3 separate regions of the Mus musculus genome follow, and regions 2 and 3 are each linked to region 1. The links are chromatin loops, found by intact Hi-C in ENCODE. Cell type or tissue: heart. All regions are shown on one strand.

Region 1 (2,500 bases):
TGCCTGGTCAATCCCCAGAGAAATGTCTAAATTCATACAAGATTTAAACTGCAGATTTGGTCAAAATGGTCAACAGAGCTTAATGTGCTAAGAACGACATTAATTCTCTCTTGTAAATTTCCATGGTATCTTAGGAGCCACCATTACCCTTAGGGAAGATATAAAAATCTAAAATAATGTTAAATCAAAACACTTTAAATACTGTGTGTGTGTGTGTGTGTGTGTGTCCCTTGCCATCCATAATGGATATATAATCGGGACCCCTAGCAGGAAAACCCACAAAGGCCTATTTCTCCAACAAAAGCCAAATCAGACTGAAATGAATCACAAGCTATTTGTTTTTTCTTTTATTTATAGGAACAGACCTTCTATCCCAGGTTCCTCAAGATAAGCCACCAAAAACTGCACCTGACAGACCCGTGGAGCAGCCATCCTCAGAGCCGGATCATTGCAGAGACAGAGGAAGAAGGACAGAGGAAGGGAGGGAGGAAGGGAGAGCGCAGTGAGGCAGGCTCCGGAGCACTTGTCAACAATCCTCCCCTGTACGTAATAAGCAAGCGGCAGTGCAGATTCCGCGCGGCAATAGGACAGCCGAACACCAGCGGGGGCCAAGGGGGAGGGGAGACAGTCGGGAGAGAAGATTATTTATGTGCCTGGAAGAGAATTGAACACTGAAAAGGAGGGGGCATCTGGCTGACTTTCCCCCTCCCCGCTTTTTACCATTTTGATGAATTAAAATGAGAAAAGGCAAAAGAAACTAGCTTTCCATCCTGCTATTTCCATGACCTGCAATGCAGACAAATCAAAATTACAGAATTTCTGGCATGAGGTGGGGGAGGGGACGTTGGCGAGGGGCATTCACAATTTAATTGTACGGACTTTTGTGTCCAAGGAATGGCCTGTTGTACAGTGCACTAACCGCCCCTCGCTTCTGCACACACCCATTTCCAACAACAGTAGGAAACAGGGCAATGTTTCAATAGTATCCCTTTTTAATATCATAATCTGTGTCATTCAGCACTTGGCTTTTATTTATTTTTGTTTGTTTTTTTGGCTGGGAACCCTGGGCAGCTCTCCAGACAGACTGCAGAAATCTCTCTTCACATGCTCCTCCTCCACCTCCTCCCTCCCCCTTCCTGCAATTCCAGCCACCACGGGAGCTTCATTACTTATGAAGTGACCGAATGGGCAGGCATGGGCCACTGCCAGCACAGGACACCCCTCCCCCAGCCCTGCCTAGGCCCCTCCCCAGGCACATAAATTGATCTAATCTAATCAAGCTGAAGCTGTTTTCCCTCATTGTTTCTTGATCTTTCACAAAACAGGCTCTGTAGCCTGGCAGCTGCTGAGAGGGGTGAAAAAGGCAGGCATCCAACTGGCCTCCAGTAGCTGGAGGGAGGGAGTGTGTGTGTGTGTGTGTGTGTGTGTCTGTCTGTCTGTCTGTCTGTCTGTCTGTCTTTTTTTATTTTCAACGTCATTTATTTCCTTTGAAGCTTTTGAGCTTCATCTGACAATGCTGATGTGCAGAATACACGCTTTACACTACCCACATGCTTCTCTTTATGTCCTTCCAAGAAAGGTAAAGATGGTGTCTAAAAGCAGGAGCGGAGCACTGAATTGAAGTTCACACTCAAGGACTGGAACACCCCAGCCTAAGAAGTTGACTCTGTTTTTCTTACCTTTCTGGGCTCTTAAAATATAGTCATAATTTAATTGCAAATGGTAAAGGCAGATACTAGCTTTCCCTGGGGTATGATGCCTGACAGTTACCATGGTCATTTCTTAGATCACCTAAGAAATTTCCTGCATTTCAGCACTTCCTGAAGAGGGAAGTGACAATCTCCTCTGAAGCCTGTAATACCCACATATGGAATGGTGCGAATCTATTGTATAAATGATAAAGCTGTGGCTTAGAATAGTCTGGTTTCCAACCACACTCCAAGTTACCATGTCTCTTTAGACAGGGGGGCCATTCAAGAATCTCCCCACCCCTGTTTCCCTCTTTGCAGGGCTCCTCTAGGCTCTTCAATACTGAAAGCACCCACTGCAGAAAACTGGAAAGAAGATGGGCAAGATACTTTGGTGATGACCAGTTCTGGGGAAAGTGCAATAGAGGAAACCTATCACACATACAGTTGGAGAGAAATGAAGTTTCAGAATCTAGTTTCCCTTAATACTCCCCAAGATCTAAGATGGCCTTAGCTCACCATCTTGTCCAAACTGGAACTGAACTGACAATTCTCCTGTCACACATCCTGAGTAGTGGAAGACTAGATACAAGAACATTCCTGGCTATAAAGTTTTACAAATATGAGTCTTCCATGAGCTTTGGTATCTGTAAGGAATCTCCCAACAGTGTCAAAGGATGCCTACACCCTAATGATCCTTTTGACCAATTTCTTGTAATGATCCTGTCACCTAGGTGTGATTTATTAAAACAAGATCCAAAAAGGTGGAAAAAAGGATACACTGGGCTAATATTTGACTTTTATTAATATAT
Region 2 (2,500 bases), 68 kb before region 1:
AAAGAACTTACTCCAAAACTGACCTCAAAATGTACCACACACACACACAGAGAGAGAGAGACAGAGAGAGAGAGAGACAAACAGACAGACAGCTGGCAACAAACTGAGCTGATTAGATTAGGAAAGGGATAGTTTGAGAAGGCACTGCAATCAAGAGTGAAGGAATGATGTCATGTTCCTTTAAGATGGCCCTGCCTCCAACCTCAGCTGCACTTTCAATCCATTCTCCTCCCACCAAACCTTACTGTGAAAAACTCAACCAATGAGCATCCAGGATGAGACTGCAACCCAAATCCCAGGAATAGAGGCCTGTCTGAAGGGCCAAACGGCCACAAACCATAAAGGAATGCCATGTACCATTCAGTACCATTCCTGAATGGACCCTTTACTCAGAAAGAACACCCTGTGATTCAGACTGATGGATCAGAGCTGAAACCTGCAGGCACTAATGTCCAGAGGAGGCACAAGGACTGAGTCCACAGCAGCCGGCACAAACTAAAATACGAATTTCAGCAAACCTGCAATTTCCTTTATTCAGATTACAGTTTACAGCAAAATCTAGTCTTTCTAAGGAAAAAAAAAAAAATCCTAAATAGAAGCTTGTAGAGGCCTTTAAAGTGAGCTGTGGCCAGCAGTAACCATGAGCTCAACACAGGAGGGGCGACACAGGCTGAACCCTCTCAATCTGGCCTGTCTGCCATAGTGTCAATGAGGTGTCAAGAAGCAACCATAGGCTGGGCGTGGTGGCGCACGCCTTTAATCCCAGCACTTGGGAGGCAGAGGCAGGCGGATTTCTGAGTTCGAGGCCAGCCTGGTCTACAGAGTGAGTTCCAGGACAACCAGGGCTGCAAAGAAACCCTGTCTCGGAAAAAAAAAAAGAAGAAGAAGAAGCAGCCAAAACGGCCACATGGGTGTCAGACCAGTCCTGGACAGAGCTGACCCCGGGGTTGGCAGTGGATGTCAGGCTCCGGGCTACAGAGCTAGGTAGAGCATGAGCAGCAAGAGAGTTATCCAAGTTCTAAATCAGAGTCAACTAAAAAGCTGGCTGGGAACCTGTCACCCAGAAGGAGAAGCTACACCTCCCCAACACTGCTCTTCCTAGCTCTGTGCTGAGCCAGGAATCAGAACTGGCTTCTCTCCCTTCACAAACCAGCCACTGCTAGATTCCTATGTCAGCAGCTGTAGGGTCTGAAGGACTCTGCTGGGCACTGGCCAGGGAATATACACAAACAGGACCAGCTCTATTCTGCAGCACCTCACACGGACCAGCTGCTAATTGGCCCGGGCACACAAGAGCACACTGTCTTCCAACACTGCACTAACTCCAAGAAGAGAGCTGGCAGAAGCACAAACATGGCCACCTGCCAATCCCATTACATGAAGAACAGGAAAGGAGAAAAGCACACCACGACTTGAGGGGATTCCAGACATTCTCCTCCAGAACACACAGAGAGGATGGGAAGGAGGCAGTTCCCTGAGCGTGAAAACTGCCAGCTGGACCAGCGATGGAGCCCAGGCACGCCCCCCAGGCCCTTCCAGCAGACTAGGGAATTCCCAGAGTAAAATGCTTGGCTGCCCAAGCACAGACACACGGAACAACCTCTGCCTTTGTGTCCCATCATACTGCACCAAGACCCTTCCTAGTGTCACAGGACGTTGTATGGAGATGGCTAACTTACTTACCTCAATCTCTGCTGGTGCGGGCTCCTTGCTGAAACACATGTTCATGATGTTTCTTGCTGTTCGATAAAAAGTTGTTAGAGAAACAGATCTTCCCTGAAACAAAGAAAACAGAAGAAGAGTTTGGCTTAAGACATGTTATGTTAAGACATAAATTTCTGTCATAGGTCTCTGTCCAGTGGCTTCCCCATAGTGACAAAGACACACTGTGTGCTCAATAGGTGACAACACCCACCTAAGTTTGTTATCCCAGTACACTGTGCTCGGGAAAGCAACACCAAGAGGTGAGCATGAAGACAGGGGTGGGTTTGCTCTCCAGCAAGGCAAGGCTCGGCATGAGGTTGACAAGGTTACTTTCCTGCAACTTGAAACCTTTCTAAGCTCCCTAAGTACAAGAAGGATCTAATGTAAACACTACCACAGATGCAACAGACAGGGGTGATGGGCATGCCCCTGCAGCCACCCGCAGTGCCACAGACAAGTTGTGGGCACCTGGGCCAACCATGTCAGCTTTTTCCAACTAAATCTTTATTTAACATATCAGGTTTATAAAAACAACAAGAAATATTTCCTGGGGTTTAATATACTATCATAGTATCGGCTTTAAATAACTACCAACAGGCATGGAGAGCACGCCATTTCATGACAGTTCTGTGTTGCCAAAGACTCACCTAATGCTGTAAATGAGAAAGAGCCCAACCTCTAGAAGCAACACAGAAAGTCTCCTCTGTGATATTTGGTCACAGCAGCTCAGAACAGTCCTAAGACAGCGTCCTAGCGCTCATCCCACAGAACAAGTCAGCTTCCTCCGGCTCCAGCA
Region 3 (2,500 bases), 74 kb before region 1:
GGGTGTTTCCCAGTATGAAGGTGTAACAGAATGTAGGTGTGGTACTAAGTGGTATAAAAAGCAAGGGATTTAGGGGAGTGCACCAGTACTAGATAGAACTGCCCACTGTGGCCAAGTGACTCCCACTCCTGCTACCATAGTGAGAGGAGGCTGGGGTCTGAAGGAAGCCCTGAAGTAGGCCTGGTGTTGAGGCCGTGGTGGGTCACACTGGGCTCTCACACATACACTCACCATGGACAGGTAGCACAAGTGCTGGCAGATCTGGCACCTCCTTTCTGAAGTTTCCAGCTGTAGCCACTTTCGAGGCTTTTTCTTCCCATCCGCCACTGTGCTGTTGCCGTCGTGGCTGCCATAGCGTGCAGAAGAGTGAAGGCCAGCCTCGAACAACAGCCTGCGCTGCCGCAGCTCTGTATCCCTGTGCAGGGAAGTGGCGGGTGTCATCAGAAGGTCAAATGCCCACAATGAATACCTGCTCCCACTAAAAAGGACATGTCATCACCCCTTTAGACTAGACTACAGGGTCAGCCATGGGGAGAGAGGCCCAGCAACCTTCCTTTTCTATACTATTATTACCAAAAGGCAAGTTCAGCACTGACCCCAAAGAGCTTGGGAGCACTTTTCATTATCAGCTCACCAAGAGCTTCCCATTATCAGACAGGAAGATGGAGGAATAGCAGAGGACCAAAGGAAAAAGTTTCAGTCCTTAATGAGCTGCAGGTGGCCTGCAGTTCAGGGAACTGCCACCTGCTTCTTCCACCTGGGCCTGCTTCCCCTGAGGTCCTGAGACCTGGGTCTACACTACCTGAGCTCATCCAGAAGGGCTGAGATGGTACTGAGGGTGGGACCATTTTCCTTTTTTGCTTCTGCTTGTGCAATCTGGTAGAGCAACTTCTCCATGGAGAATGGCTTAGCTATATGGCGGCGCTTCATCTCCTGAAAGAAGAACCACCTTTACAAAGGGTCTGTTTCCATGATTAAGTAACAGCTGAGGGTCACAGTGGCAGAGAAGCTGTGTGAGTTTCTAAAGTGGCCATTGGACCTAGATTAATGCTGTTAGATGTTCAACCATTGTGCTTACCTGGAGAATAATAGTACTGAGTACCCGATTCCAAGAAAAGTTCTGGCACCTCACTGCCAGCATGAGGCAGAAGCACAACTATATTTGAGTGGTCCCCACAACTGTGGCATGGCCAGTATAGAAGTCAAAAGCTTAATATAAACCTCAAAAACTTTCCTATAAAAAGTTCCAGGCATGGAGGCTCTCCAGCACCGAATGACAGCACCTCAGAGACCTACGGTTGAGTCAGTATCACATCCAGTACCTAAGGACGCCTGCTCTGCTTACCTTGGCAGTCTCGAAGCCCATGCTTGTCCACTGGGTGGTAGCAAAGTGCACTGTCTCTGAGACGTTGTAGCCACAACATACTTTGGACACAAAGGATCCCGGGAAGCAGACGACAAACTGCCCACTCTGCTGTACAGTCCTGTGGACCTTGATCCCCTTCTTGCACAGCACCTCTGGGGAGATCTGGGGAGAGAGTGCCAACTGAGAGATGCATGGCCCTTGCTGCTCTGCTGGGCAACCCCTCTGCACCATGGACCCCATGGACACCATCCAGGTTATGGGGGAAGTTCAGCTGTACAGGAATTCTGACGGAGGGACTGCCTAACAAACCAGATTATGATTATCCTTCAGAAAATATCAAACAAGGCAATCATGAAAACACAAGTCAATGCCAGCCTAATAGTCAATTTTCGGCAAGGCAGAACCCATGGTGCACACACAGCTTCCTCCTCCTTAGGCCCAAAAGACCTTTTGTAGCACATCCAGGCCCAAGCCAGCATTGTCAGGAGCTGACAACAGAATCACTTTCTAACAATAATAGACCTACCATTACATTGCTCTCCAGCATCTGCAGCCCTGGGGTACCATTGCCCTGCAGCAGAGTGTGGACTACGTCCTCCAGCTTGTTCTCCTCCTCAGCAGGAATGCAATACCTGGGGTGGTGGAAAGACAAGAGACATTTGATGAGACCTCTGTGGGGCAGCCAGGCTGGAGTGCTGGCCCAGTGCCTGCTCTGTTGCTGTTGGCTGCTTCTGCCCAGCACAGAGCCAAACCACAGGCATAGCCTTACACACACTGCTTGCTTTCTATGCAGATCTGCTCCACAGGGTGAGCCAAAAGTCTTCAAACCAAAGCCAGAGAGTGAAGCCCTCTATAAATCAGAAACACACACAAGTACACACTCCCTCAGCCTGGGTGAGTTCTCTGGCACTGCAAAGAGTGGCCAAGTTCTCAGGCATAGGCACAGGATTTGATGCTGTTCGAGATGGGAAAACATAGTACCTAGGTCCCCGCTACTAAGACAACCAGGGAGGACCTGGAGCTGGTCAGGAAGAGACCAGTTGAAAAACCATGTGCCATAAAGTTTATTGATGATATCCCTGGCTCTGCTTTCTTTTATGCCATCATGAACCCAGGGATAAGAGTTCAAATAGG

What was found. Hi-C counts contacts between places; a loop is a spot of excess contacts. Peaks named below come from ENCODE experiments on the same cell type or tissue, not always from the same donor. Only the 100,000 strongest peaks of a DNase experiment are listed, where the experiment ranks them.
Region 2: it touches region 1 in a loop (2.2-fold over the local background); 4 of 42 quality-filtered maps call a loop at or near these places.
Region 3: it touches region 1 in a loop (1.9-fold over the local background); 4 of 42 quality-filtered maps call a loop at or near these places.

Annotation. Positions count from the first base shown.
Region 1 is chr13:44,838,746-44,841,245 of GRCm38, reverse strand. The region is part of intron 2 of Jarid2 (jumonji, AT rich interactive domain 2); the gene reads right to left. Among named protein-coding and RNA genes, the nearest start is that of Jarid2, 110 kb to the right of the region's middle. In heart, no CTCF peak of the experiment used is centred here; DNase peaks (open chromatin) are centred at 535 and 1,135; H3K4me3 peaks cover 1,261 bases; H3K27ac peaks cover 1,235 bases.
Region 2 is chr13:44,906,770-44,909,269 of GRCm38, reverse strand. It overlaps Jarid2 (jumonji, AT rich interactive domain 2), which reads right to left. Exons shown (of 18, transcript NM_001205043.1): 9 at 1,684-1,776. Among named protein-coding and RNA genes, the nearest start is that of Dtnbp1, 94 kb to the left of the region's middle. In heart, no CTCF peak of the experiment used is centred here; a DNase peak (open chromatin) is centred at 1,349.
Region 3 is chr13:44,912,679-44,915,178 of GRCm38, reverse strand. Jarid2 (jumonji, AT rich interactive domain 2) reads right to left here. Exons shown (of 18, transcript NM_001205043.1): 13 at 1,893-1,998; 14 at 1,346-1,528; 15 at 803-933; 16 at 232-415. Among named protein-coding and RNA genes, the nearest start is that of Dtnbp1, 88 kb to the left of the region's middle. In heart, a CTCF peak has its summit at 1,371 (motif pointing right); a DNase peak (open chromatin) is centred at 2,088.